Linked DNA regions of Homo sapiens: region 1 is linked to region 2. Evidence: chromatin loops called from intact Hi-C (ENCODE). Cell type or tissue: PC-9. All regions are shown on one strand. Each heading gives the region's core, and the rest is flanking DNA. Links, peaks and the distances in the headings are about the cores only.

Region 1 (16,372 bases), core at 3,540-11,539, 300 kb before region 2:
AGGACAATGGTCACATTAAACTCAAAACAGAGAAGAAATTTATTTACACTTGGGTGTATTCTAAGTAGACTATAGTAGGCCAAAAAAATTCAGAAGATAAGCTGACATAGTACGGACTCTGGAATGTGTCAAACATCTACTCTCGTAAACACACAGACTTTCAGGTAGGAGATATAAATTTCTCTCTCTGCTATGTCTATTATCTTGCCAAACAGCCCACTTAGTTGCATAAGCCCCTGCACTCTGCAGACAGCTTTTAAAAGAAACCTAGAGTATGTTGAAGTTCAGCTGTATCACTAACATTTCCATCACTTTTTTGAACTACAGCTTTAATTTTCACGACTCAACATAGAATCAGAATATACAAAAGAAGTTAAGACAACACAAAGTAACAGCAGTAATGTCAACAACATTTATACATGATAGATTAGATAGACAGACACACAGATAGATAGATAGATAGATAGATAGATAGATAGATAGATAGATAGATAGATAGATAGATGAGATAGGTAGATGGATGGATAGATGATAGATAGATAGATAGATAGATAGATAGATAGATAGATAGATAGATAGATAGATGGGATAGATATGATAGATAAGATAGATAGATGAGATAGAGAGAGAGGGATGGGATGGGATGGGATGGGATGGGATGGGATGGCATGGGATGGCATGGGATGGGATGGGATGGGATGGGATGGCATGGGAGGGGATGGGATGGGATGGCATGGGATGGCATGGGATGGGATGGGATTGGATGGGATGAGATGAGATGAGATGTATGTATATGACTCTGTTTTGCCTCGTCTGAAAAAGATGATCGCTCAGTCATGAAGCATTTATACTTCTGGTATTCTTAATATCAGAAGAATCCCATTAATGGCAATTAGATCAGAAAAACAAATACTCCTCTACCTGGATCCATACTTTCTGTATGATTTGGTTTGGTTTTCTGCCTCACTCCATGGCCAAGGTGCTAATTATGACTGATATGTGGCTCTAAAGGAGGAAAGGTGGCTACCATAAATTACATAAGCATAGAATTAAATAAATTATATTTTAAAAAGGTAAGAAAGACTCAAACTCATCATGTTCTAATTATTTTACTATACTTTATTATCTGTGTTCTTGAGGTTATGACTATCATATTCATGTGCCACAGTACTTTTTAAAATTTTGCATTCAGTGGCATCGTGTTGGTAGCTCGAAAGTGACCATATTAGAGAAATTTACACCACAAAAATCAGCAAATGCAACCTGTCAGAACTCCCCTTACTATATCGCCCCCTACATACATTCCAGAGAGCCTACTGTTTAACATTCACCAGCACATTATGACAAAGGATCAAAGCCAAGAAAGAAGTTTCTGGAAATTTGTAATGAACTCTAAGCCCAGACAAAGAAGCCCAATATTCTGCCAGAATAATGAAGAAAATAACATCAATTTGATTGATGTCCTCCTGGGTGACTTCTGAGAGAAGCTCAAACTATTTTGATTCATTTAATAAAAAATAGTTAACACATAAAGAAAAGTATAAGGATATTATAACTAAGCACCTTTTATACACCATATAAATTTTACAAATATTTGTTACTATATTTTATTTAAAAACTATATATGAGACCTCAAAAAGTTCATGGAAAAATATAATTAAAAGAATAAAAAATATAAATAGTATTTTTCTACATAAGCTCCAACAAATTCAAAATAAGTAAGTGATACCAGTGATGATACCAGCCATTTAGTCCATTCCTAAGAAAGTGAGTCCTGAGAATATAGTTATGTCAATGCCGTCGTTTCTCCATTATTAACTGAAGAAAAATTGGTGCCCTTTAAAGGTTTTTTTAATATTTTGAAACACAAAGAAGGAACCAATCAGAACTGTAATGCGGATGTCTAAAAATTTCCTATGAAAATACTCATAAAATTGCCCTTGTTCAATAACAGGAATGGGGCAGGAGGATTGTCGTGGTGGAGGAGGGCTCTCTGGTGAAGGTTTCCCGGGCGCGGGGGTGGTTTCTGCTAAAGCTTTGGCTAATTTTCTCAAAAACACTCCCATAATAAGCAGATGTTATTGGTTTTTGGCCCTCCAGAGAGTCAACAAGCAAAATGCCGTAAGAATCTCAAAGAAATCTTTTGCCATGAGTTTTGCTCTTGACCAGCCCAGTTTGGCTTTGAACAGACCAATTCTACCTCTTGGTGGTAGTTGCTTCAATTGTGTTCTGTCTTCAGGATCATACTGGTAAAGCCATGTTTCATCTCCTGTTACAATCCTTTGAAGAAATTCTTCATAATCTTGATCCCACCTGTTTAAAATTTCCATTGAAAGCTCTGCTCTTTTTTGCAGCTGATATGGGTGCAACAGTTTTGGCAATCATTGAGTGGAAAGTTTGCTTAACTTCAATTTTTCAGTCAGAATTGTGCAAGCTGAGCCAATTGAGATGTTTATGCTATTGGCTATTGTTTCTGCTGTTAATTTCAGTCCCCTTTATTTGGGGCACAAACAAGATGAATTTTTTCCTCAAAAAATGACATGAATTGTCTGCCCCTGCAGGCTTCATCTTCAATATTGTCTCGTCCCGTTTTAAAATTAGTTTTCCATTTATAAACCACTGAATCCTTTGAGACATTGCCCCCATAAACTTTTCTTAATGTATCAATCATTTTACCATTCTTTTATACAGGATCTACCATAAATTCGATGTTTGCTCTTGCTTCAACTTTAGCAGAATTCCTGTTGCTCTGATAGGGGCTCTTTTCAAACTAATGTCTTATCCTTCTCTTTGTGCTTCAAGCTAGATGCAACTAGATCCTGTTCAAATATGTTGTAACAGCTTAGTACAAGTTTATTTTGATGCAAAAAGTTTTTGAAATCCATGCATAGTATTTTTTCCATAAGCTATTGGGTTACACGTGGTATTTGGTTACATGAGTAAGTTCTTTAGTGGTGATTTGTGAGATTTTGGTGCACCCATCACCCATATATACATTGCACCATATTTGTAGTCTTTTATCCCTTGTCCCCTCCCACTCTTCCCCAAAAATCTCCAAAGCCCATTGTATTATTCTTATGCCTTCACATCCTCATAGCTTAGCTCCGACATATCAGTGAGAACATATGATGTTTGGTTTTCCATTTCTGCATTATATCACTTAGAATAATAGTCTCCAATCTCATCCAGGTCACTGCAAATGTTGTTAATTCATTCCTTTTTATGGCTGTGATATATATCACCATTTCTTTATCCACTCACTGATTGATGGGTATTTGGTTTGGTTCCACAATTTTGCAATTGTGAATTGTGCTGCTATAAACATGTATGTGCAAGTATCTTTTTCGAATAATGACTTATTTTTCCTCTGAGTAGATACCCAGTAGTAGGATTGCTGGATTAAATGGTAGTTCTACTTTTACTTCTTTAAGGAATCTCCAACTGTTTTCCACAGTGGCTATACTAGTTTACATTCCCACCAGCAGTGTAGAAGTGTTCCCTGTTCACCGCATCCATGCCAAAATCTTCTGTTTTTTGAGTTTTTGATTATGGCCATTCTTGCCAGAGTGAGGTGGTATCTCATTGTGGTTTGGACTTGCATTTCCCTAATCACTACTGATGTTGAGCATTTTTTTCATGCTTGTTGGCCATTTGTATATCTTCTTTTGAGAATCATCTATTCATGTCCTTAGCCCAGTTTTTGATGGGATTCTTTGTTTTTTTCTTACTGATTTGAGTTCGTTGTAGATTCTGGGCATTAGTCTTTTGTCAGATGTATAGATTGTGAAGATTTTCTCCCACTCTGTGGGTTGTCTGTTTACTCTGCTGACTGTTCCTTTTGCTGTGCAAAAGCTCTTTAGTTTAATTAGGTCCCAGCTATTTATTTTTATTTTTATTGCATTTGCTTTTGGGTTCTTGGTCATGAAATCCTTGCCTAAGCTGATGTTAGAAGGGTTTTTCCAATGTTATCTTCTAGAAATTTTTTTTAGTTTCAGGTCTTAGATTTAAGTCCTTAATCCATCATGAGTTGATTTTTGTATAAGGTGAGAGATGAGGATACAGTTTTATTATCCTACATGTAGCTTGCCAATTATCCCCGCACCGTTTGTTGAAAAGGGTGTCTTTCCCCACTTTATGTTTTTGTTTGCTTTGTCGTAGATCTTGGCTGTAAGTATTTGGGTTTATTTCTGGGTTCTCTATTCTGTTCCATTGGTCTATACGCCTGTTTTTATACCAGTACCATGCTATTTTGATGACTATGGCCTTATAGTATAGTATGAAATTAGGTAGTGTGATGCATCCAGATTTGTTCTTTTGGCTTAGTCTTGCTTTGACTATGGGGGCTCTTTTTTGGTTCTATATGAATTTTGGAATTTTTTTTTCTAATTCTCTGAAGTATGATAGTGGTATTCTGATGGGGATTGCATTGAATTTGTAGATTGCTTTTGGCAGTATGGTCATTTTCACAATATTGATTCTACCCATCCATGAGCATAAGATGTGTTTCCATTTGTTCATGTCATCTATTTCTTTCAGCAGTGTTTTGTAGTTTTCCTTGTAGAGGTTTTTTAACTTCTTTGTTGGGTATATTCCCAAGTATTTTATGTTTTTGTTTTCTTTTGTTTTGTTGTAGCTTTTGTTGTAAAAAGGGTTGAGTTCTTGATTTTATTCTCTGCTTGGTCACTGCTAGTGTTATAGGAGAGCTACTGATCTGTATACATTAATCTTGTATCCAGGACTTTGCTGGATTTTTTTTTTATCAGTTCTAGGAGGTTTCTGGTAAATGATGACATCGTCAGCAAACAGGTGACAGTTTCACTTCCTCTTTACTGATTTGGATACCCTTTATTTCTTTCTCTTGTCTGATTGCTCTGGCTAGGACTTTGAGTACTATGTTGAAGAGGAGTGGTGAGAGTGGGCATCCTTGTCTTGTTCCTGTTCTCAGAGGGAATGCTTTCAGCTTTTCCCCATTCAGTATTATGTTGGCTGTGGGTTTGTCATAGGTGGATTTTATTACATTAAGGTATGTTCTTTGTATGCGGATTTTGCTGAGAGTTTTAATCATAAAGGGATGTTGGATTTTGTCAAATGCTTTTACTGCATCTATTGAGATGATCACGTGATTCTTGTTTTAAATTCTGTTTATGTAGTGTATCATATTTATTGACTCCTGTATGTTAAACCATCCCTGCACCCCGGTATAAAACGCACTTGATCATGGTGTATTCTCTTTTTGATATGTTGTTGGATTCAGTCGGCCAGTATTTTGTTAAGGATTTTAGCAACTATGTTCACCAAGGATATTGGTCTGCAGTTTTCTTTTTTGAAGATTCATTTTGGAGCTGATTTCCAGTTTTATTATACTGTGGTCTGAGAGAGTGCTTGATATAATTTCAATTGTCTTAAATTTATTGAGGCTTATTTTTATGGCCTATCATATGGTCAGTCTTGGAGAAAGTTCCATGCACTGTTGGATAGAATGTGTGTTCTGTGGTTGTTGGATGAAACGTTGTGTATATATCTGTTAAGTCCATTTGTTCCAAGGTATAGTTTAAATCCATTGTTTCTTTGTTGACTTTCTGTCTTGATGACCTGTCTAGTGCTGTCAGTGGAGTATTGACATCCCCCACTATTACTGTGCTGCTGTCTATCTCATTTCTTGGGTCTATTAGTAATTGTTTTTATAAATTTTGGAGCTCCAGAGTTAGGTGCATATATGTTTAGAATTATGATATTTTTCTGTTGGACAAGGCCTTTTACCATTATATCCTGCCCCTCTTTGTCTCTTTTAACCACTGTTGCTTTAAAGTTTGTCTTGTCTGATGCAAGAGTAGCTACCCTGCTGGCTTTTGGTGTCCATTCACATGAAATATCCTTATTCATCCCTTTACTTTATGTGAGTCCTTATGTGTTAGGCGAGTCTCCTGAAAACAGCAGATAATTAGTTGGTAAGGTCTTACCCATTCTGCAATTCTTTATCTTTTAAGTGGAGCATTTAGGGCATTTACATTCAATGTTAGTATTGAAATGTGAAGTACCATTGCTTTTGTCATGCTCTTTGTTGCCTGTGTACTTTGATTTTACTTTTTGTTTTCACTTTCTAACTTGTATTTTTGTTGTATGTGTCCTGTGTGATTTATGCTTTAAAGAGCATCTGTTTTGATGTGTTTCCAGTATTTGTTTCAATATTTAGAGTTCCTTTTAGCAGTTCTTGTAGTGGTGGTTTGATAATGGCAAATTCTCTCAGCATTTGTTTGTCTGAAAACAACTGTATCTTGCCTTCACATATGATGTTTAGTTTCACTGGATACAAAATTCTTGGCTAGTAATTATTTTATTTGAGGAAACTGAAGATAGGGTCCCAATCCCTTCTAGCTTGTAGGGTTTCTGCTGAGAAATCTGCTGTTAATCTGATAAGTTTTCCTTGATAGGTTACCTGATGCTTCTGTCTCACAACTCTTAAGCTTCTTTCCTTTATCTTAAGTTTGGATAACCTGACGACAATGTGCCTAAGTGAAGATCTTTTTGTGATGAATTTCCTAGGTGTTCTTTGTGATTCTTGTATTTGGCTGTCTACGTCTCTTGCAAGGCCAGGGAAGTTTTCCTCGATTATTCCCCCAAACATGTTTTCCAAGTTTTTAGAATTCTCTTCTTCCTCAGGTACATTAATTATTCTTAGGTTTGCTCATTTAACATAATCCCAGACTTCTTAGAAGCTTTGTTCATATTTTCTTATTCTTTATTGTCTTTGTTGGATTTGGTTAATTCAAAGACCTTGCCTTCGAATTCTGAACTTCTTTCTTCTACTTGTTCAATTCTATTGCTGAGACTTTCCAGAGCATTTTGCATTTCTAAAGGTGTGTCCAAAGTTTCCTGAATTTTTTATGTTTTTTTTTTTTCTTTAAGCTATCTATTTCCATGAATATTTCTCCCTTTACTTCTTGTATCATTTTTTGGATTTCCTTGCATTGGGCTTCATCTTTCTCTGGTCCCTCCCTGATTAGCTTAATAACTAATGTCCTGAATTCTTTTTCAGGTAAATCAAGGGTTTCTTCTTGGTTTGGATCCATTGCTGGTGAACTAGTATGATTTTGGGGGGGTGTTGAAGATCCTTGTTTTGTCATATTACCAGGGTTGGTTTTCTGGTTTCTTCTCATTTGGGTAGGCTCTGTCAGAGGGAAGGTCTAGGGCTGAAGGCTGTTGTTCAGATTCTTTTGTCCCCCTGGGTGTTCCCTTGGTGTAGTACTCTCCCCCTTTTTCTATGGATGTGGCTTCCTGTGAGCTGAACTGCAGTGATTGCTGTCTCTCTTCTGGGCCCCACCACCCAGCAAGTCTCCCTGGCTCTGGGCTGGTACTGGGGGTTGTCTGCACAGAGTTCTATGATATGAACTCAATGGGTCTCAGCTGTGGATACCAGCGCCTCTTCTGGTGGAGGTGGTGGAGGGTGCAATGGACTTCATAAGGGTCCTTAGTTTGGTGGTTTAATGCTCTATTTTTGTGCTGGTTGGGTTCCTGCCAGGAGGTGGTGCTTTCCAGAGAGCATCAGCTGTAGTGGTGTGGAGAGGAACTGGCAGTGGGTGGGCCTAGATCTCCGAGATTATATGCCCTTTGTCTTCTGCTACCAGGGTGGATAGGGAAGGACCATCAGGTGGAGGTGGGGCTAGGCGTGTCTGAGCTCAGACTCTTTTTGGGTGGGTCCTGCTGAAGCTGTTGTTGGGGATGGGGGTGACATTCCCAGGTCACTGGAGTTATGTACCAGGAGGATTAAGGCTGCCTCTGCTGAGTCATGCAGGTTGTCAGGGAAGTCGGAGAAAGCTGACAGTCACTGGCCTCACCCAGCTCCCACGCAAACTGAAGGGCTGGTCTCACTCTCACTATGCCCCCGTAACAGAGTCAGTTTTTAGGCGGAGGGTGAGAATGGCTTGAAAATTTGCTGAATGCTATCCATCTCCCAGCCCCCAGAGAAAAGGGCTTTAGTTCCTCCCCCTGCCTGTGAAGTCTGCAGGCCAGATTCGCGCCCTCCCCTGAGTTCTGGCCAGGAGGCTTCTTGCCCTGTTCAAATGGTTACAAAGTTCAGCTAGAGAATTCCTTCTCCCTGTAGAGTTTTACCCCCTGCTCCTCTGGCCGCCCTCCGGATGGATCTTTGTGTTGCCAGGCAGGAATGGGCTGCTTGGGGACCCAGTGAGCTCCGAGGGCCTTTCTGCTGCTTCCTGTACCCCTGTATTTCGCTCAGCTCTCTGACTTGACTCAGCTCCAGGTAAAGTCGGAAACTTCTCCCACAAACACCTTCAGCTTCTCCAGTGGGGGTGTGTGTTCGGGACACTCCCTTTCCCACTTGCACAGTTGGGACACTCATAGTATTTGGGGTGTCTCCCGGGTCCTGCAGGAGCAGTCCGCTTCCTTCAGAGGGGCTGTGGGTCTTCTTGGGATTGCTACTTTATTCTTGAAGTTGATCTGGAGCTAAAATTCACAGTGCAAGCCTCCGTAGGTTGCTCTGCCTGGAGCTTCAATCTAGTCCTGCCTCCTGTCCATCGTGATCCCCTGAATCTCAGCACACATAGTATTTTTGATAATACATATTTTCCATGAAGTTTTGAAGATCCTATGTATTTAAATTTATTTTCACCAATTTTATTTCTCTTCCTCATATCCCAGAGTTAACTAATTTTCTAAACTTGGTGTTCAGTACTACCATTTTTGTTATTTCACACACTACATAAATATCTAATACAAAAACACTATCTTGTATTGCACTGACAAAATATATACGTATTTTTAGAAACTTCTTGTTTTTCATCTTTATTTGTAATAATTGATTCATGTTGATTCATAAAGCTTTGCTCAGGTATGGTTAAACAACTGCTAAATTCCAGTATTCTATTGTATGAAAACGCCAAAATTTGTCTATCTAATTTTTGACTGATGGTCATTTCTAATTTTGCCTCATAGCAAAAAGTGCTACAGTGAAAATATTTGCTTTATATACAAGTCTTTATATAAAAGTGCAGTGGATTCACTAGGCTACATACCTACACACACATACACATGTAATTTTTTACTTTTTGGGTTAGTGGATTTTTCCCTAGATTTGTGTTGCCAAACTGCTTTCTCTTATGTTGATACTGATTTATATTCCCATCAGATATGGGAATTTATTTCTTTTTTCTTTTCTACATCTGTATCTTCACCTGGTACAGTTACCTTTTTAAATTTTGAGGGAAATGGTTTATCACGTGTGCTTATTGGATTTTTCTCTTCTCATTAGCGAACTGATTTTTCTCCCTGTGCTAATTTAAATTTACTCTTTGGAGAATTACCTGTTATTTTTGTGAACATAAAAAGGTCAAATTGTCAAGGCAGACTCACATGGATTAGTGCTGTTATCCCATGTCAAACTTCACTGATAAGTACAAGGGTACAAGTAAACACAAGCCACTTCCAGAAAAGCAAGGAGTGGCCTGGGACATCTATGACAGCTGCCCAGATCCTTCCTTTTCTTATCATCACACTCTGTCCCAGGTTAATAAATAGGGGGACAATGAAAAATGTAATTTGTGTATTTAATGTTCATTGTTTTTAAATACCATATGCTTAAATTATTATATAACATATAAACATAATATCCCTATTTAAAATAGCAATTATAAATACCAAGATAGAAACCAACAATTCCTCTGCCTTCACACGCCACTCCTATTATCATAAACAGTTCAGTATGAATAGTTTTTCATATCCTTTCAATCCTACTAATTTATGAATAAATAAATTAAAACTTTACTTGGTTATATTGTTTCTAAACACATTAAATCCATACCTATTACAAAAATCTCTAGTTAGTAGTTTAGGTCTATATCAAATTTAAGAGAAAAAATTAAAAAATGCCTTCAATATGAATGATTCCATTGTTAATGATCATTACTTTTTTGTGCATATGTCCTTTCAAATGTTTTTAGTTTAAGCTTTACTAAAATATTTACTATGAGCTGAGTGAAATGATAAGTTTGGTTCAACTGGTAAATTGCTCTATTTTTGCTTAAGACAAACTATCTGATACTGTTCTTTATATTAAGACTCACTTTGTTAAGTGAGAGTTTTCTTAAATGGTCTGTTTCATATAAAATATCTAAATTGTTTAAAGCCCTTACTAAAGTTACTGTATAAAAGTAATTCATACGGACTACATTTCTTGACACTAATGGCATATAAAATAAGCAGTACAAATGCATGAAGAATGAGAGATTTTTGATAACTTGACTTAACGTTTCATAGATTCATTCTGTAGCTAATTAGTTTTTCTTAAATTCTGCTTAGTCTAGTAGCAACTGTGGGCATAACATTTTTGGCATCGCGAATCAGACATTCTAGATTAGTTGGTAATGATAAAATGACTTTTGGTCCTGAACGCTTACTTTATTCTACTTGTATACATCGTGCATAATATTTTTAAGAAGTAAAATATGCAATGAAAAGTATTCTACAGAATAAAAATTCTGGCAGTGAAATGTATTAACAGATATTTGAAGCATATTTTGTAAAATGTGTATTCCTTTGCAGAAAATATAAATTGACGTTATGATGTTCAAATACTATTGATCTTGTGTTGGGTTAAGATTTTTAGGAGTATAGTTTATAGCATTTCAAATATTTTTCTGCAAAGCCAGCATTAAGTTATTTCTAAAAGTTTGATCTATTTAAAAATGCTAAGATCTTGATTATTGGCTCTCTAAATCCTGCAGTTCAGGACATTTTGAACAAGCTGCAGAATTCTAAAAGACAGAATACGTATTGAGAAGAATATAAAATAGCCAAAAGCCAATGGGTTATCCTTATGCCAGTCATAGTATAAAGTATTCAAAAACACTTGTTTAATTTATGTTCCAGCTAATATTTGACAGTTATTACATAGAAACACATAATAATATGATTTATTTTATATGTGAAAAGATAACTTTACAACTTTATGAACAGCAGGTAAATTGAGGAAAGATGCTACTAGCAGTAAATATGCTCACAGTCAGACTGAAACCTGAGTCTCCTTTGAAAATTGATTATGGGCTGGGTTCAGTGGCTCACACCTGTAATCCCAGCACTTTGGGAAGGTGAGGTGGGCAAATCACTTGAGCCCAGGAGTTTGAGACCAGCCTGGGCAACACAGGGAGACCCCCTTCTATAAAAAATAAAAAGAGAAGAAAAGAAAAAAGAAAATTAATTATGGATAGATATCAAATTGGAAATTACCATTGATTAAATGGATTGTTACTGTTGTTGTCATTGTTTTCTCAATTAATTGCATTAATATGAGAGACTCCTGAGGGTACATCCTATGGTTTGGTGAAAAGAGCAAATATTAATAATTTGGGATCATAAGAACCAGTTGTATTTCTCAATAATAGTATAATTTCCAGCACACAGCATTGTTAAAACTAGAGTTATATCTGCAAAATACTAGCTATATTTCTATGCAATGTAGATATGTTGGAAATAAAACTGAAAAAACTTTGTAACTGCACTTGAAGAGCTTTCTGATCTTCTTATCAAGAAAGTTTTCTTAAAATGCTAATTAAAAGGAGCATTTAATCAAAGAATCCAATGTGCCTGGTGTGTAAGGCATTCTTTTTCATGGTTTTAAGACATTTTCACAAATGGCATCTATACACAAAACTGATAATGATGAAACATCTTTAGTCTGCCATTCTTTAAGAAATTATGGTATGAGTTCATACTTATTAAAAAATTGTCTATGATGATGTTTATTTCTGCTTATATAATCTTATGAAAATTGTATTAATAAGAGGGGATGTTTAACAAACCTATTTTAGAAGTGTTACATCAATTTCACTGCCTTTTCCTAGAGAATTAAGAATGAATGTGACATATAACGTCTAACCCCTAATTTGGAAATTAAATTTTCATATTTATTTAAGTTGATTTTAGTCCAAGTTTTGAAATGTGATTAGACTAAATTCATAATTTAAAATATTTTTGAAGGAATCCATTAACTGATCTTGTAACCAGGATTTTTGTGTGACAAATGATAATAGTTATATTAGGTATCTCTACAAAAAATATTGAGGATTTTTCAGTGTCATACAAGCCATGCAGTACTGATCCATGCTTTTATGAACCCCCTCAAATAACCTTGCTGCAATGGGTCATATACTGGGCTTCACTTTGAAGACCACCCAAAATCTCCATCTGCTCCACACAGAATTGCCATCCTGCTAGTATGTATTCCATGGTCTACAGCTGGTATTAAACACATTCATTCACGAAGCAATTCAATATGATAATTTTCATTTAAGTCAAAAGTAAAATATTATTATAGCAGTTACATTCACGATTATCCCAATTTCCAACAAATACTCCTGACAGCCAGCTTTGGTCTCATTGCCATAATATCAATCTCTATATTATCATTTCTAGAGACAGATGCACATGCTATGGCCATGACCATAATTCTCCTCTTTAGAATGCAGTGGCTGGCTTTCTGTGCAGCAGATTAGACACTCTATTAAGTCATATAGATGATAAATGATAAAAGATAGATAGATAGATAGATAGATAGACAGACAGACAGACAGACAGATAGATGGTAGATGGGGGTGGGGGAGTGAGGGGAACCAGGCTTTTGGTTATGAACCTAATCTAACTTCCTGTGTGACATTAATGTAACTCTCTATTGAAGAGTTTCTGTACTTTTGACTAAATCTCTCAACTAGAGCTATAATATTTCAAAATTTCCAGCTTTCTGACAAACTAGTTGAATAAGAGACCAGGTCTAAGAGCAGAGATGAGCTGTAGCCCTATGAGGAAAATGATCAAAATTTGGAAAATTGAATGTACTTAGAATAGTTGATTACAGATAGCTATATTCTTCCAAAATCTTCTTCAGTAAATAGACTTTTAGAATACAAATGTACTTTAAAACTTTCAATATATGTTTAGAATGATACAACAGAAATAAAAATCCTCATTCTTAACTTTAGAAATTAAATTCAGATTAGAGGGGTATTAATTAATTTTTGAAATTTTTGAGTCAGGAAAACTTTAGCAAAAAACTAGTATCATTTTATCACAATACAGATGAGGAACTTCAGCCTTAAAGATACTAAAATTTATGGCTAATGAATCAGGTCTAAAACCCAGATCTAATTACTTACCAGCTTATAACCAGAATCAAAATGTGTGTATTTATTATTTCTCCCCAATTCACACATTTTTACTATTCAATTTGTGGTTTATTTTTAACTTGTAGATAATTTGTTTTAAGATTAATAGTCTAGATATGAATATGCCTCTTTTAATAAGTATTTTAAACCTCAAAATATCATAACTATTTTATAATGCATCACAGTATTTAGGAGATTCTTTGAAGGGTTTCTAAAACAACTTTTATAAAAATAGTGATATTTGTGTTTATATCCACCTCCAAAACTACACGTTTGCTTATATTTCAGAATATTTTGAAAAGAAGAAATTTATAATAAAAGTAGCTGCTGTTCACAGAACATCACTGTGTATCTGACAGTGAGTTGAACTCTTGAGGAATGTGTGTTTTATTATTAAATTCTCACAACTTAAACCATGTTAATCACTGTTCCTTCCATTTTACATAGGAGGAATCTGCATAGATTAGACGAAAAAGTTAAAAGGAGTATGAATGAAAAAACTACGTGTACAAGATGTCCAAGATGAACAAAACTATACAATAAAGTTCATTTCAATATACAACATGTATTATATTCAACAAGGCTCAAATTTTTTGATAAAAGGAAACAGAGACCTCTTTTTCTAGCAGGAAGATATTTTTCTTGGGATGTTTTGTTTATGCTGGCTTGAATAACACTATGGTGAATATCATAAGATTAATTCATTTTTAACATCTCTGTAAAAGCCAAGGATGCAGTGTGTCCGTGGGGAATTTAAATCATACATTTTAACACACATATTAAAATTATGGATTCTCAAGTAATGATAAATTAACAGAACCCTTTGAGTTTTTTTTAATTATAAGGCATTTTTTGTTTGTTGGTTTGTTTCTGTTTTTTGAGACGGGGCCTCGCTCTGTCATCCAGGCTGGAGTGCAGTGGCGCGATCTTGGCTCACTGCAAGCCCCGCCTCCCTGGTTCAAGAAATTCTCCTGCCTCAGCCTCCCAAGTAGCTGGGACTACAGGCACCCGCCACCATGCCCGGCTAATTTTTTTGTATTTTTAGTAGAGACGGGGTTTCATCATGTAAGCCAGAATAGTCTCAATCTCCTGACCTCGTGATCTGCCCTCCTTAGCCTCCCAAAGTGCTGGGATTACAGGCATGAGCAACCACGCCTAGCCAATTATAAGGATTTTTAATTAAGAAAATTAATTTTTTTAAATGTGACTTTTTATTTAATTCTTTGCTAAATTAACTGTATACGGGCCTACAAGAAAAATATTCTGTTTCCATTCAAAGTAAAATTATTTGTAAAATATTAAGCCTACTAATAATGTCATCACCATTATTATTTTAAACAAAATAGGAGACTTGTGCAAAGACCACTCTCATCTAAAAGCCATGACCCAACTACCAATATGATTTTCTTTAAAAAAGAAATAAGAATGCTTTTACACTGTTGGTGACAGTGTAAATTAATTCAACCATTGTAGAAGACAGTGTGGTGATTCCTGAAGGATCTAGAACTAGAAATACCATTTGACCCAGCAATCCCATTACTGGGTATATACCCAAAGGATTATAAATCATTCTTCTATAAAGACACATGCACGTGTATGTTTATCGCAGCACTATTTACAATAGCAAAGACTTGGAACCAACCCTAATGCCCATCAATGATAGACTAGATAAAGAAAATGTGGCACATATACACCACAGAATACTATGCAGCCATAAAAAAGAGTGAGTTCATGTCCTTTGCCGGGACATGGATGAAGCTGGAAACCACCATTCTCAGCAAACCAACACAGGAACAGAAAACCAAACACTGAATGTTCTCACTCATAAGTGGGAGTTGAACAATGAGAACACATGGACACAAGGAGGCGAACAACACACACCAGGGCCTGTCAGGGGGTGGGCGGCAAGGACAGGGATAGCATTAGGAGAAATACCTAATGCATGTGGGGTTTAAAACCTTGATGACTGGTTGATAGATGCAGCAAACTCCCATGGCACATGTATACCTACGTAACAAACCTGCACATTCTGCACATGTATCCTGGAACTCAGAGTAAAAAAAAAATTTTTTAAAAAGGACTTTGCTCTGCTTAGAAATGGGAATAATTATGACAGAACAATATTAATGGAAAACACATGGTAGATATGAATGAACACTGTGAAACGTTAGGAAGCAGGGAATGAAAAATTGCCTCCTTGACAATAGTAAAATTTCAACATGATCCCTGAGAACCATCAGATTTTTAAATAGCATTTTCTCCCCGCTACCCTGCATAGGGTTTGAGTTTCTAGCAGGCTCCTAGGCGATGCGAGTGCTGATGCACGAGGTCACACTTTCAATAGCAAGAGTACAGGCACCACTTAAAGTAACAATTCACATAGATCTGTTTATGACTTAAAAGTTAATAAAAGTGTTCTATAGGAATGCTAGGAAAGAAAGAAAGAAAATTCTAAAGAAAAAAATAATAATTCCTATAGTCTTCAAAGTCTGAAATAATCATTCCCATATGGAGGCATTTCCTTCCAATTATTTTTGTTTGTATATAGTTAACTAATAGTTACCTATTTTGACATCTAACTTTGTTACTTAAGAAACCATGGGCATTTTCCCCATGTAAATATTTTTTTCATAAAACACCTTAAGGCCAACAGAATATTTGGCCATTTAGTTATACCATAACTTATTAGCCCAGTTTCTCTCCTGTGAAATATTTCGATTATTTCCAGTGTCTTATTAGTATAAATAATATGTGGGTAAATAATTTTAAAATTTCTGATTATTTTCTTATAAAAGGTTTTCTAAGAGTTGGATTACTTTGTCAAAGGATATGAATGGTTTAACACTCTTGAATTATATTGCATATGCTGAGTCTATCTCAGCATTATTGTTTTAAAAATATGCTTGTCAGTTGAATAAATGTAAACTAGTATTTTCACTTAGTTTATTTTATTACTAACATGCTTTTATCCATTTCAATGGCTCCTGTCCTGAGAACCAATTTATGTCTACCAAATTGTTTCTTATTTTAACTCAATAATCATGTTAGAGTTCCTTTTATATTAAACATAAATTCCTTACAAGTATTTTCCATTTTTGTCTTTTTTATTTATTTAATTTTTTTAATTTAATTTTTGTGTGTGTGTGTGACGGAGTTTCGTTCTTGTTGCTCAGGCTGGAGTGCAAAGGTCCAATCTCGTCTCA
Region 2 (16,372 bases), core at 3,387-11,386:
ACAACTGGACATGATAATAATTTAAGCCAAGGGTGAAGGCAAGATCTCCAAGGTCCTCTTAATTTTTTGTGGTTAAAGGATCTCCTATATCCATGAACTTATCACCCTAATTTGTGAAATAAAGAAACCATATTTTAAGGACCTGTTTTATATGTTCTGTACAGGATATTACCATGTGTGATGAATGTTTTAAATACTGTGAGTTTGTAAAGTTAATGTTATTTTATAGATGAAGAAACAGAAGTTTAGAGAAACTTTGCCCATGAAAAGTTCAAAATGGTAGAGATGGAGTTGAATCTAGGCTTATCACAACCCCAATGCCTGTTCTGTCTTTCAGCTACATGAGTTGGGATGTTTTATGATCCCCTCTGACCATTATAGTTACTTCTTAATAGGTTTTCTGATTTTCTAGCACCTTATCTCCATTCCTAAGCTTTTTTGTGGATAAGAATCACTTCCAGAGTATTGCCCTCCCCAGACAAACCAATAGTGTACACAATCTGCACATTTAATAAGCATCCTCAAGTGATTCTGATGCAAGTAGGCTGTGAATCTACAATGTAAAAGGTTAACAACGTAAACAATTTACATGCAACAATGTAAAAGGTTACAATGTAAAAGGATAACAATGTAAAAGGTTTGCTCTACTATAGTCTATGTGTGGTGTCACATTAATCCTCTAAAAGGAAAACTAACTCATGCTGCTTGCTTGATTAATAATTGATAAGTACTTAGAGTCTCCTATGACATGTCCTAGACCTACTTTTCAAGCCAGACTGTCTAAACCAATCTTACTATTTTTGTCTGTATTCCTAAATAATACCTTTTCCATCCACATAAATTTGAAGCTCCCCTTCCACACTCTTAGATGCCCTCTTCCAGATTCCTTACCTCCATGTTACTAAATAAAATCCTAACTATTTTTAAAGGCACAATTTTAAAAATCCATGTTTACTCTAGTTAGAAATAGGGTTTCTCATTTAACTAGTTGCATACACTAGATATTATCTTATCTTGAGTTATCATATCTTGAGTTACATTTTATGTGAGTATACATTTCTTATCACCCAACAGGGTACTACCTTCATGTTTCTTTGCATTTTCCACAGCAGTTTCCATAGCATAAGTATACATCAGAGATGGGCCATCGGTGTTTGCTAATTTAATAAATAAGGTCACCCATTAAGCCATATAAAGATCTTACTTCCACTAGGGAATTGAGGAGGCAAATTGAATATTGAAAAGGAGCTTTAAAAATGTCATCTACTTCACCATAAGATTTCACACAGCACTCAACCGTATAGACACAAATGTATTGGGGAAAAATTGCCTGTCTTCTGTAAACTAAAATCAAAGTCATAACAAAATTTTCTTACACATTTTCTCCCAAGCTTGATTATTGCAAGTAAACAATTAACTCAAGTAAAATTATTAGAGATGGTACTTTCCAAACCTTTCTTATTACAATCCCATTCAAGACCAAGGGGTATAAACTGAATCAGAAAAAGATGTAGGTGTACAATAAATTATTGTTAATCATACTCACCCTATTCTGCTACCAAATACTAGATGTTATTCATTCTATTAATACAAACCTGTAGTTTTGTACCCATTAACCATCTTCACTTTATCACCCTTTCCCAGCTACCATTCCCAGGCTGTGGTAACCTTTATTCTGTTCTCTATCTCCATGAGTCCAATTTATTTTTTAGCTCCAAGAAATGATAAATACTTAAGGTGATGGATACTCAAGTTACCCTGTTCTGATCACTACACATTGTATGTCTGTATCAAAACATCACTTGTACTCCATAAATATGTACAACTATTATGTACCCATAGCAATTAAAAATATATTTAAAAATTACAGGAAGAACAAACAGTACAGCAGTAGAACTATAATAGCCAGATGTATCAATGACAAACAATAAAACATCTGAAAACAAACAAAATAGAAATGTGGGCACAGTGAAGACAAAAGCAATAACTGAAAGTAAGTGGTTACAATCAAAATAGAAACACACAGCTGGCAAATTAGTTTTGCAGAAGAGTTTAAGTTTTCCTATTTCCTTGGCAACTGAAGAAGGTTGTGATGTTAACTGCTTAGACATCTGCATCCTCAGAACCATCTCCTCCTTTAGAAACTAGAATAAATACCAAAGTAATACTACGGGCCAGAATATACTACTCCTTAACAAAACCAAATGAAAGTAATGAAATAAAGCTTTTAATATGTGAATTATCTTTGGTTTAATGCCTGAGAGGGATTAATTATTTTTTGTTTTCTTTGTTTTCTTTAGAGAAAAGTGAACGTCCATGTAATGGCAGGAATTTCCTGAGGTTGCTACATTCTAAGTGTTTTGGACCCTCGAGCTAATCATTACAAACTATCCCTACACTCTTAGGAGATCTTTATTATTATTCTTTTTAGGTTAAAGTTGGCACTTGATTATAGACCCAGTTTGCTCATAGCCTGTAGAACATGGGCATGAATACCAAGAAACAGCCAAAGGCAAGCCAGATTTCAATCACAGAAGACTCTTATTTCCCACATTAGAATAAATTTAAACTGACAAAGGACAAAAGTCAACGATATAAAGTCAAAACTAAAAATACAAAGGATTTGGTATACAATTCAACATTCTAGAAATGTCAGTTCTTTTACCTAGGTTTTGTGTGTGTGTGTGTGTGTGTGTGTGTGTGTGTGAATCTCTAAAAACAGATGGTTATGTCTTAGTAGTCACAGTACTCAGTCTGCCATCTTGCCAGTATGTACCTGATCTGATTTAAAAGTGCAGGGACTTTTTTCCCCCAAATATCAAGCTTTGTTGTGATAATGTCAGAATTATTCATACTTGGTTAGGTACATAGGTACAGGTACAGGAAGCCACATATAAGAATCACCCAATTATTTACTGAATTTCATTTTTTGTTGTTATATGTGATATAAAACTTATGTGAAAGAAAAGATAGAGATTAATAGAATAAATTATCTTTAAGGGCATAATGCTATAGCTGTTTTTTAAAGAGCAGCTCAATCTCCTCTCCTCTCTTCTCCTTTTCTCCCTTTTCTCACCTTGCCTCGCTTCTCCCATGCTTCTCCTCTCCTTTCCTGTCCTCTCAGAAATGGAGAAATGGAGTTGAGTAGCTATGGGTAATTGCAAGTGGTTCAATGAAATATAGGCCCTTGGAAGCTCAAAGTTAACAAACGGAAGTTAATAATGCTTGCAAAGTGTCTTGAGGTGAAAATGTATTTTCCTAGTCACAGATATAAAAAGTAAATAACTAGTATGTGTTCATCTGTGAAATCTTTGGCATTTAAAATAAATCCTCATTCTCTGGGTGGGCAGCCTTGGAGGAGATGAAAAAGTTTTGGCAAATTAGACACTCAGATTTCTACTCATACGGTATCTCAACTTGGCTTCCTCTTTTGCTTACTCCTAAATAAATTCCACACAGAAGGCTGTTTTTAAAAAATCATAATAAATAATTCAGGAATTATATGTGCCAAATAATCGATTGAAATAATTGAGGTCAACAGGCATGTGGTTTGCACTCATTCCCTAAGGCTGCTGTGACAAATTACTATAAACTTGGTGGTTTAAAATGACAGAAATGTATTCAGTCACAGCTCTGGAGGCCAGAAGTCAAAATCAAGGCATCAGCAGGGCTGCATTCCCTCTGGAGACTCTACGGAAGGATGCTCCCTTGTCTTCCCCAGCTTCTTGATTCCTTGGCTTGTGGCCACAACCTCTTTGCTCCATCTTCAAATTGCCTTTCTTGTGTGCCTCTCTACTCCTCAATGGGCTACTTGGGAGGCCACTTGTTATTGGGTTTAGGACAAACTGAGATAAGTCAAGAGGTTCTCCTCATCTCAAGATCCTTAACTGCATCTGCAAAGACTCCTTTTCCAAAAAAAGGCAACATTTACAGGTTCCAAGCATTGAAATATAAACAAAGCTTTTTGGAGACCATCATTAAACCCACTAGAGAGTTCGCATTTCAATTCCAAAAATCATTTTTTTTATTTTTTTCTTTTTTGAGACAGTTTCATTCTGTTGCCCAGGCTGCAGTGCAGTGGGGCGATCTCAGCTCACTGCAACCTCCTCCTCCCCAGTTCAAGCGATTCTTGTGCCTCAGCTTCCTGAGTAGCTGGGATTACAGGCACATACAACCATGCCTGGTTGATTTTTTTGTATTATTAGTAGAGATGGATTTCACCATGTTGGCCAGGCCAGTCTTGAACTCCAAACCTCAAGTGATCCACCTGCATCAGCCTCCCAAAGTGCTGGGATTACAGGCATGAGCCACCACGCCTGGCCTCAAAAGGTCATTTCATAATAAAGGGTCTAGGCTTGGATATAAATAAATTATCAGCTATTATGTAATACATTCTTCAAATGAGATCATAAAGCTGCTAATCCAATTATTATTTATTATTAGAACTATGTTGGAATTATACTATAACACTGCTGGAAGTACAAGCAATGTTGTATAATACATGTTCCTAAAAGAACATATAAGAAGTGTTACTGAAATAACAAACATTTTCCTCTAAAGAATTGCTAGGCATGAATCCTGTAAACTCCAGCTAAATGAAGCTTAATAATAATAGTAAATTGAGTGTGCCATGCACCATACTAAGTGTTTCACACATTGTCTGGTTTAATCCTCATGATGACTTACAAGATAGCATAACAGACTTCTCTGAATGCTGATTCTTCCTTGCCATAACATCTCTTCCTTTCCAAAAAAAAAACATTTCTTATTTTCTGGTGTCTGGTATCTTACAAAAAGCTGGGTCTTCATTAAGTCAGTGATGATAATCCCAACCCCTTTGCTGGTGAGTGGATCAGGAATAGACATGGAACACAATTGTGGCCAATGATACTTGAAGAAAGCTACTGAGGGGGTTTCTAGAATGAAGTTTCTTCACACATTGTATTAGTTTGTTAGAGGTGCCATTACAAACTACCACAGACTGGGTGGCTTAAACGGCAGAAATTTATTTTCTCTTAGTTCTGGAGGCTAGAAGTCCAAGATCAAGATGTTGGCAATGTTGATTTCTTCTAAGTTCTTTCTCCTTGGTCTTTTCTCTTTGTCTATCTGTCCTCTTCTTTGAAGGACACTGGTCATATTGAATGAGAACCTACCCCAGTGACCTTATTTAACTGTAATTACCAGTATCCCCAAATTAGGTCACATTCTGAGGTACATGGGGTTAGAACTGATGAATTTGGAGGTGACATGACTCAGCCTACAACATGTTTAAAAAAACACACACAGAAAAAAAAAATCTTCATCATTTAAACATTGTCTCTGCTGGGTGTGATATCTAACAGGAAATGACCCTGTAGATGACAGAACAGTGGACAGAATCTAGAACCTTTCCGACATCATGAGACTGGGGCATCCTTGACTTAGGACTTCCTATTACGGATGATAGTTACTGTTCTTATTTTTAAGCAGTTGAGGTGTTTTTTTTCTCTCTCGCTTCTGCTACAGTATCTAATTTGTATAAGTAAATACGTTTATTTTCATTGCCATTTCACAAATACAGAAACCTTGTCAGGAAAGCTGGAATTCTGATCCAGGAATCTAACTCCTGCCTGAATGTCCATAAATAATAGGTCTGTGGCATCAAAATGTTCTCTCCAATACTCAGGCTTTCATTTCAGTTTTATAAAAGCCTCCTAGAGAAAAATTTAAAAGCAGACCTTAGAATATTACTAGCTGGTTGTTCTAGAAATCTAGAAGCAAGGAACTGTGCAAAGAATTAAGTCAGCCATGAAGGTATTTTGATGAACAAGAAAGTATCTCTACTAAGATAAGGTTAAAAAACAATAAGAATGGCTACAATATAAATACACAAAAGTCAACAGATAAAGAAAAAGTGGTATATATACACTATGGAGTACTCTGCAGACATCAAAAAGAATGAAATCATGCCTTTTACAGGATCATGGATGGAGCTGGAGACCATTATCCTTGGTAAACTAATGCAGAAACAGAAAACAGAGTACCTCATGATATGGTTTGGCTTCGTGTCCTCACCCAAATCTCATCTTGTAGCTCCCATAATTCCCACATGTTGTAGGAGGGACCCAGTGGGAGATGACTGAGTCATGGGAGTGGATATTTCCCATGCTTTTCTCATGATAGTGAATGGGTCTCACAAGATCTGATGGTTTTAAAAGTGGGAGTCTCCCTGCACAAGCTCTCCTTTTGCCTGCTGCCACCCACGTAAGACATGACTTGCTCTTCCTTGCCTTCTGCCATGACTATGAGGCCTCCCCAGCCATGTAGAACTGTAAGTCCAATTATACCTCTTTCTTTTGTAAATTTCCCAGTCTCAAGTATGTCTTTATCAGCAGTGTGAAAACAGACTAATACACTGCATGTTCTCACTTAGAAGTAGAAGCTAAATGATGAGAACTCACAGACACAAAGACAGACACAATGGATACTCAGCCCTACTTGAGAGTGGAGGATGGGAGGAAGCAGAGGAGCAGAAAAAAATAAATATTGGGTACTAGGCTTAGCATCTGGGTGATGAAATGATCTGTACAACAAACCTCCATGACACAAGTTTACCTATATAACAAACCTGCACATGTACCCCAAAACCTGAAAGTTAAAAGTCACTAAGCCAGTTAAATGAGATTATTGTTAACAACCTAATATACAAATTGTGCTCTCTCTACTAATCTCTGTAGATAGTTTGAGCCCAGTCCTTAATTCTCTTTGGCAAGAATTGCAAATTACCTTTAGCTACGGATTTCATTGTTCAATTGGTTTTAATTACAGCGTTTTCCATTACTCATCATTTTCCTTATTTCAAATTAAGCCTCTCTTTTACTTCTTCCCTTAAGAGGAAATGAGTGTTTGTCTTTTCTCAAACCTTCCTTTACATATTTGTATCACATGCCTTTTGTTTGCCTTTCTGGAATAAACCCACTGTTCTCTCATGTCCACAGATGCCTCATCATCCCAGCATAAATTATTCCAATGTTTCATGTATTTACTTTTTTAAATTTTAAAAAATAGCCTGCCTTTCTTCTTCTGAGATGCAATAATATAAAGAAACATGGACAGCCTATTTCTTGTGCTTCAAAGAACATATTCCTAATAATTTGGGCCACTATTTTGTTCCATTCTAGTGTTTTTATTGTGTGTGGAAAAATCCTTCAGGTTAATTCCTCAGTTTTACTCAGAACTAGAATGCCTGGCAGTGTGAGGTCAGTGTTATCACCAATTCTCAACCAGCATCAGGAAGGACCACACTTAACCCAGCTGTGACTGATAAATAACTCCTGGCTTAGCAGAAACTGTGAGCTTGTGTGCGATGGTTAAGCAATGTAATAAAGGAACCAGCTCTAGTGGAGAGACTCTGAGCTCCAGAAGACTCACTGAGGTCAGAGTCCCTCTGCCTTACTTTCTAGTGATATATGTTTTGCTCTATTTTCTAATTTACTTTGGTCCTATTTGGCTTTAGGGGTATATTTTTCTTCAGTGACTTTTACTTTGCAGCTGATTATGGCATAAGTACTGCTGCAGATGGCTTTTTTGGCCCCAATTAATGGCCTCCCTTTGCCATGTGACTTTGCAGCTCTTTCCACCAAGACATGAAGCCTGTCCTCCAAGTCTTTAATATAGAGCTGGCTTTGTACCTTTGTACCAATAGCATCTGGTGAAGGTGGCAGCTAACCACTTCTGAAGGTAGGCCTCAAAAAGCCCTTTGCACATTTTCACTGTCTCAGAATGTCACCTTTGCTAGGAGAACAAACCCTAGATAGCTTTCTGGAAGATGAGAGACCACATGGAACAGAGACCAATGATCTCGGCTGAAGACAACTTCAACCAGTTCCCGGCTGACCCACCAACTGACCACAGATGCAAGAGTGAGCTTAACCAAGATCAGCTGAGGTTGGCCCAGATCAGCAGAACCACCAACCCAGTCCTAAGTTCACAAACAAAAATAAATTTTCATTGTTACATACCACTGTGAAGGAAATGGCTGTGCTTTACTCAGTAGTAGTCTGAGGTGGCTGCCTGGTGCAGCATGACTTAGCAGGGTTTGGAATGCAGGCGCACAACTCTGCTTGTTATATAACCATGCCACGTGAGGTGCATTAGGTGATCACTCATCTGAGCTCGTACTTGGCTCACAGCCACTATTGTCTGTAAAGGTGTAATTACTCTACTTAAGGCTGTACATACAGCTTGCGGTTTGCACCTGCGGCTGACACCCAGGCTCACTCACGCCCAGAGAGAGAGTAAAAGCCATGTCAAAACTGTGTACAATTCTTCGAGTATTTTTCCAGCTACCTGCCATTGGTCTATCCACTCCCCTCAGTCCTCAGTTTGGGCTGGAACCTGACACTTGGCATGAAAACTGGCATCACGAACAGGATCCCAAGGTGGGTGAGCCTTTGGTCCCCGCTGATTCTTGGTTGGCTCTGTGGCCACAACATGGGTTGTGGTACCAGACTGCAGCTGTGCTGTGAGGATGGGCTCTGGTGGAGACTGGGCGGTGGTAGGTGGGTCCCTTGTGAGCATGGAGAAGGCCCTGAAGTTGCTGGAAGCACAGAGCACTGAGAAGGAAGGAGCCTTTGCTGGCAGAATTGGATGGGCATTTTTGACTGCGCTTGGAGTACACACCCAGTCCCTGAGGGATGCCACAGACGTAAGGGCTTTGCAGACATAGGCGAGGCACCTGGAGGCCTGGCTACACAGTTCAGAAAAAGAATTAGAAGCTGCCATGAATGGGGACCTCCAGGCACCCCCTGGAAGCCTGGCTACAGAGCTTGAAAAAGGAATTAGAGGCTGCTGTGAATGCAGGCCTGGAGGCCATTGGTGGGACCGAGGGGTCTGTGCAGTAAAGAAGGGGAAGATGCCCATGGGAAAATAGGGGACCCCAACCAGTAACACACTCAAAGATGTGGATAGATTTGATTTTGGCCAGGGTTGAGAAACAGAAAATTGATAAGCAGCCCAATGAAGTACTCTTAACTTTGTGGAGACAGTTGCCTCTGGAACAGCAATTCCAGAAAATGCCCAAGAGGAAGAAGGGGAGAAGGACATTGCTGCGTGATCTGGTCCCACCTGGGGTGTTCCAGCTCAAAGACTATGTACTGAAGCAAGGCAGGGATGTAAAGCCTTTTCTGTTTATGAGGGAACTGGCCGAGGTGCCCAGCTTGAGGGGACACTGGGCAACCAGAAGCCACATGTGAAATTGACAAGCCACTGGTCCCTGCACCCAGATAAGTTTCCAGGCAAGGCTGCATAGACAGCTATGAAATGTCTATGGTCAATGAAAGTGAAATCTGTATCTCTGCACCTTGGCATCAGCCACCTGGCCCCTGGTTATGCACTGTGTATGTCTCTCCCATACCTGTATACATTCTGGGGGTGGACACTTTACACAGCTTGACAGCTGTCTCATCTATCACATATTTGATGGACTACTTGACAACAGAATTGGGACAGTACCACTATGGGGTGGACTTGACTAATGCATTTTTTTTTACAGAGTCAGGAACAATTTGCCTTCATGGGAAGGTGACAATGGACTTTCACAGTGTTACTGCAGGGCTATGTGCATAGCCCCACCATATGTCATGGTCTTGTTAATGATATTATCCATGGTCTTTTTAATGCTATCAAGCTAACCTCTAATTCTCTTGCAGATTTAGAATCGGCAGTGCTCCTCTTGCCTGAGATTGCAATGGTGCAGCTGAGACCACCTTCCTGGCAGCCAAGTGGGCTATTCAGCAGGAATAAGCCCTGTGGATAGTTGAGCAGGGGCTCCCATTCGAGCTGGATGTGCATGTGACCACAGATGGTTTCAGCTGGGGCCTGTGGCAGCACACGGAGTGCTTGAGAACACCAGTAGGCTTTTGATCCCAACTATGAAAGGGAGCTGAGCTCTGGTATTCCTTGATAGAGCAGCAGTTAGTAACTGCATGTGCTGCCCTTCAGGTTCATGAGAGCTTGGCAGGATTGGTTACAATCTTCATGCAGACAACTTACCCAATAGCAGGATGAGTGCATTCATGGATAATGACCCCCTGGACTGGGATGGGGGAGACATCCACTTTGGCAAAGTGGAGTGCCTACTTGGAGCAGCAGAGTACACTGAGCACAAGTCCCTTAGAAGTCTTGGGAGCTGCAGTCCTATGCAAGATAAGGCCATGGGGCCTGAGGCACCCCTAGAATTTGAGCCTTTACCATTTAAAGAAGGACATCCCTCCATTCCCAATGGGGCATGGTACACAAATGGGTTTAGCTGAGGTGGTACTGCTGCCTGGACCACTGTTGCAATCCAACCTAGTACTGACACCATATGGTTTGAAACCGGGTGTGGGCAAAGTAGCCAATGGGCTGAACTTAAAGCAGTATGGATGGTGATCACCAAGGAGGTGACACCTATAGAAATGTGCACTAATAGCTGGGAAGTTTATCGAGGCTTAACCTTGTGGTTAACTACCTGGAAGTTACAAAATTAGCTATTTGTTCACCGGCCCACGTAGGCCAAGCCATGTGGCAAGATCTATAGGAGGAAGAATGACCTTCTCTGACCAGGTATAGGGATGAACAGTAACCTATTGTTGCCTGTCCTGATGCCCCTGAAGTCAGAAGAACAGAAAAATTGGCTGTGGCCATGGACCCTCCAACCCCCCAACTGCCTGTGGTTGGCCATCATAGCTCCCTGGGAGAAGTGCCTACAGTATGAATTGCCTGTCACTCCTTGGCTGTTCAGTGCATGCCCCCCATGGTTGACTGTTCATAGGGAAACAGCCAGGGGATGAACCCTCCTCTGGGGGGCATATGTAATATCTGTGTTGCCTATTATGAGCTCCCCTGTGACTGTGGCACAGACACAGGACCCAAAGCAACCATGGGGAGGTGGAAGGTGTGGTATTATCAGCCAGAGCAGAAGCCCTTGGTAGGTGCATTGTTATCCAGGGATGGAAAGTTAGCCTGTTATTGTTGTTGTGGGTTAAGGATTCAGGGATCTGCCCTTTGGGCACATGTCCCTGCACAGAGGATGCTTTCAGCCTATGGGGTGGAGTGTAAGGGAAATGGCTGCATGTTATTTTGCAGTAGGTTGAGGAAGCCTCCCAGCGCAGCATGAATCAGTAGGTTTGGAGTGTAAGTGCACAACTTCACACATTATGTAACCAACACTGTGTGAGGCACATTAGGTGATCACTCACATGAGCTTGTGCTTGTCTCAAAGCCACTATTGTCTGTAAAAGGTATAATTACCCTGCTAATGCTTTACATATGGCTTGCAGCTCATGCCCAGGCCCATGCCCAGGCTTGTGCCCAGGCTTGTGGCTTGCACCCATGGCTCATGCCCAGGCTCGCTTGTGCTGAGATAGAGTAAGAACCGTGTCAAAACCGTCTGTGATTCCTCAAGTGTTTTTCCAGCTCCCTGCCACTTGTCCACCCACTGCCCTCGGTCCCCAGCTTGGGCTGGAACCCGACACTTAGGATGACAAGCATTATGGTCTTGTGGATGTTAATTAGACAGCATTATTATAGCATAAAAAAAAGGCACAAGCCCATTTCTAATAATTATTGTATTTTCCTAACCAGTACATATGATTTTTTTTAGATTATCTTGTTTTCTGTTCATGATCGCTTGACATTCTATCTCTTATTTTATTAAAAGTTGTGACATTCTTTGCCATCCTCAGGAGAGGAGCTGGTTATTTTGACTTCCACAGCAATATGCCTAGCAGCCAACCAGGCTGAAGTGAGTGTCTAAATAAGACTATTTAATGGATAATTTTCAGGTTTCTCAGATGCACCACATTTGCTCTATCCACTCTGTTTTTCCTAACCTTATCAGATTTCATTCTGTCACAGTCCTAATCCATGAAATCATTGTAAATACTGTCTACCCTTTGACCTCATTTGATTAGTAGAAAACATGCTGTCACCAAGCCAAGCTTTGATCTAAGGGATCTTTCTTAAAGCAATGAGAATAATCACTATTCCAGTAACAGCAACAGTTGTTGAACAAACAAGATTTACCTGGGGATTTGAAGCAAGGGCAAATTTTTCCTCTCAGTTTTTTTTTCAAATAAATAAATTAATAGAAGGGCAAAAGCAACAGGAACTAAAAGTATAGATTCCTGTACTACCTAGTTATTGTTTTTTTCTAAATTTGAAAGTCTTATTCACAAGATAAACAGCCACGTCTATTTTTGAAATTTTTTATGGAGGCAAAAAATTCAAGGTGCTAGATTGTCCTGCTTTGACAACTAAAAAGCGGGGGGAAATCCCTGTCATTTACAATGGATGCAGGTTAATTGTCTGAAAGACTGGCATATAAAAGACCAGTTTATTTAGCTAAGGTATGCAGGTCATTTGAATAGCACAATTAGCAAAGGTGAGCTGGGGGAGTATGAAGGAAATTCAAGGAATCTTCATTTCTGACAACTTGGTGAAGGATATCTGACCTAATACCATAGTGTATAGGTGATGGATTTCTATGAAATTGTAGTTAGTGTGGGAAGAGCATAAAAAGTGTATAGCCAGAAGACAGAAGCCAAAAGCAAAGAACTAGGTGCAGGACGGATGATGGGTTAAAATGAAAAAACAAAACTGAAGACAAAGAGAAGCCAAGAGATTTCAGAATGCAAAGACAAAATGGGGGTAAGGAAAGGAAAGAGAAGATCACACAGTCTATAGACCATTACCAAGTGAGACTATCCAAAGCCATGAAAGACAGGCATAGGCATATACCTGAGTTTCAGGAGTACCTCTAAGAGACTCAGCCAATGTCATCCCATTTTCTGAAAGCAGGAAAAAAAATAAATAAGCCGCTGAAAATTAGATTTTCTTAACAAATGGCTGAGGATAAATAGTGCATAGGTACATGAGATATATACTAAAATTAAAATGTAAAAAAAAATTTAGACATTTAGGGAAGAAGCCATCTTTTTTGAGAAGTACACCAGTTTAATAAACTCTAAGCTCTTCTGTTTGCTGATAGTCCTCTGGGCTATGGAAATACTCTGGTTATGGGACTATTGCAGCTATGAGAATAGTACAAGATGAAGCTTCCTGTTATCGAGCTTCACAGGTAATCTGTGTCCTCTGACATTCCTGACTGTTGCTCACTACACAAGAGCCAAGAAAGCAGGGTTGAATCTCATCACCACAGCATGTGTCTATTGCTATTTCATAGTCCCCTCTTCCATCTGCTAAAGATGGAACATGATCTATCTTGCTCACTCTAATTTTTTTTTTGCCTTAAAAACTGGGCCATGAGTTAGAGGCATGAATAGAAACCATCTCTCAACTCCAGGAGGCTTTGCAAATTACAGACTATGAAGTACTTGACATATAGTTTCTAAATACAGTTAATCAAAGTTATAAAACCTAAGAAATAAATAAACTCAAGATTTGAAAATCTATTTGAAAAGTATATAGCTATAGTCCTATCCCATGATAGAGTTCATTTACTTCATCTCTTTCCTTTTCCACCAGAAAAAAACTAAGTATTAAACATAGAAGTTTCAGAAACCTTCTTACAAAACTGTCATAAAAGAACATCATATTTCATGCATATGGGATCATGCTTAGATCGAACACAAAACTAAGACCATAATTTTTTGAGAAAATTTATAATTAGATTTTATCAAATTCAAGTTGTTAAGTATTGTTCTTTTCTTACTGACATTGTGCATAAATGGCTTGAGATCAGAGTTTGCATTATTTTTCATTTTGTGAAAATTATCTTGTTATATTGGTAATATCATTTAAAAATCTTTTTTATTCACAGTAGTTCTCTAATCTCTTTAAAAATATATTATTTCTTTTTATAAGAACTCATCTGTGATTATGGGAGTTAAAAACTTTAAGCTTTTAAAAAATGCCCTTGTTTGTTCAGAGCCCTTCTGTTTCTTACTCAGAATTTGACTTCTATATAATAAAGAGAAAACTAAAATTTTACTCCAATATTAAGTTTCCTACTTGGTTCAGACAAACTACCACTGGATGACACACATACTTGTTGGAGTGGACAATAAATCATCCCATCTACAATAATGAGATGATATCTGATATGGTTTGGCTATGTCCCCACCCAAATCTCATCTTGAATTCCCACATGTTGTGGGAGGGACCAGGTGGGAGATAATTGAATCATGGGGGCAGGTCTCTCCCATGCTGTTCTCAGGATAGTGAATAAGACTTATGAGATCTGATGATTATATAAAGGGGAGTTTCCCTGCACAAGCTCTCTTCTCTTGTCTGCCACCACATGAGATGTGCCTTTCACCTTCCACCATGACTGTGACGTGTCCCCAACACATGGAACTTTAAGTCCATTAAACCTTTTATCTTCCCAGTCTTGGGTATGTCTTTATCAGCAGCATGAAAATAGACTACTACAATGTCTTAGAATCTGATATGGTTTGACTCTGTCCCCACCCAAATCTCATCTTGAATTGTAGCTCCCAGAATTCCCATGTGTCATGGGAGGGACCCTGTGGGAGGTAATTGAATCATGGGGTTGGGTCTTTCCCATGCTGTTCTCATGATATTGAATCAGTCTCAGGAGATCTGATAGTTTTATAAATGAGAGATCCCCTACACAAGCTCTCTTGCCTGCTGCCATGTAAGAGGTGACTTTGCTCCTCATTTGCCTTGATTGTGAGGCCTCCCTAGACATGTGGAACTGTGAGACAATTAAACAACTTTCCTTTATAAACTACCCAGTGTCAGGTATGTCTTTATTAGCAGTGTGAGAACAGACTAATACAGAATCCTATTATATTTAAAATTTGCTTTAGAATATGCTAAAAAGATATATATGTGATGGGCTACCAAATATTATCTGTACAATGATTTATTTCTCCCTTTGCAGCAAAAGTTTAAGCACCAGAAAACTAAAAACTCTGAAGCACAGCATTCAAATAAAATAATCTCAGGCAATTCAGGTTTCTGTGGGGTCCTCCACAAAGCCAAAAATCTTTCAACAGTGCTGTGGTCTGAGGACAGACATGTTTCGCTTAATACCTTTGTGGTTAATATGACTTTTAATAAAATTCTCCAAAATTATTTCTCCAGAATTAGGTAATATAAATAAAAGAGGCAAAGGCTGGGTTGCAAGTTGACCATTACATCATTCATTTCACCATTGTTACACAAATATTTCTTGACCTCATTTATTTCATAGAATGTACAAGTGAATTTTTGTAACATGTAGGTTACATTTCACCAATCTATTAAACAAGTAAATATTCATATTTGAATGTATGATTGTGCTAAGAAGGGGAAAACTGCATAATTTTCTAAATTCAGAAGAAAGTAAAACTAACATTAAAAGAAAAGTATTTAAAACTAACATTAAATGTAAGATATTTATCTGAAATATTTCAAATGGATTAAAAATTACATAATAAATAGCATACCATATATTTCAATTTGGCTGTATTTAAAAAAAAGAGAACCCAAAATAACTTTCAAATTTTTAAATTAAAAAAATTATATTTGGAATATTCTGGAGAGAGGTATACTTCTCTAAATGCCTTAGTAATTCTTGTTTGTGTAACCAAGAGATAAGAGAAAATCTAAACAAACTCCACTCAGATTTTACAGTAAAAGCCTGATTGTATAGCTGTTTGTTTATTGAGATAGGTGGGTGATAGATTGGTGATAGGTAGCTATATAGATAAAGAGGATAAGTCATCTTAAAACCTGATAAATACCATGAACTTAATCCCTATAAACCAATAAATTATACAATATATGTCTTCAAAATAGAAATTTAACCTTATCTGACCCACTTATGAGCAAAATTTTCTGGAGCCCTCCACTGAGTTGCTTCATCTCCATACTTTTCTTGTAGCTACTAAATAAACTAAAGTATTTTAACTTCTGTTGTTCAACAGGGAATAATTAATCTGAGATCCTTGAGGCTATTCCACTCAGCCCTCTAAACATACCTGTGGCACATAAAATGGCCACGACCAAAGATAAAGACCATGGGCTTCTTCCTCTTGTTTCTCTCTTAACCTAAAGAAGCAAAGACACACCTACTCATGCCATATTTGACCCTTTGTTAGCTCATTCTCCTAAGCAGAGCAGTCACTGGTCAGATTAAAAGAGCCAGGATGACCATTTGGACCTGATTTTACTGGGAGGGGAGAGGGGCAAAGAAGGGAGTTGCTGTTCCCTAAAATGAGGAACCCCTCAGCCTTCGCATTTTCCTCTTGAGTCCCACAAAGGAGCAGCAACTTTACCCACAACGTTAGTGAGAGGAGGCCTAGCTATTCTTCTTCTTATTCTGTACCAATCCTCCACATATTTCCACATTAGAAAATATTCCTAGCATTTCTGGGCAGGCTGA

The links. Peaks named below come from ENCODE experiments on the same cell type or tissue, not always from the same donor. Only the 100,000 strongest peaks of a DNase experiment are listed, where the experiment ranks them.
Region 1: it touches region 2 in a loop (19-fold over the local background); 1 of 110 quality-filtered maps calls a loop at or near these places.

What each region holds. Positions count from the first base shown.
Region 1 is chr21:28,082,265-28,098,636 of GRCh38, forward strand. The region is part of intron 1 of LINC01697 (long intergenic non-protein coding RNA 1697); the gene reads left to right. Among named protein-coding and RNA genes, the nearest start is that of LINC01697, 42 kb to the left of the region's middle. In PC-9, for the core only: no CTCF peak of the experiment used is centred there; no DNase peak of the experiment used is centred there.
Region 2 is chr21:28,385,334-28,401,705 of GRCh38, forward strand. No RefSeq gene overlaps it. Among named protein-coding and RNA genes, the nearest start is that of LINC00161, 150 kb to the right of the region's middle. In PC-9, for the core only: no CTCF peak of the experiment used is centred there; a DNase peak (open chromatin) is centred at 8,158; H3K27ac peaks cover 935 bases.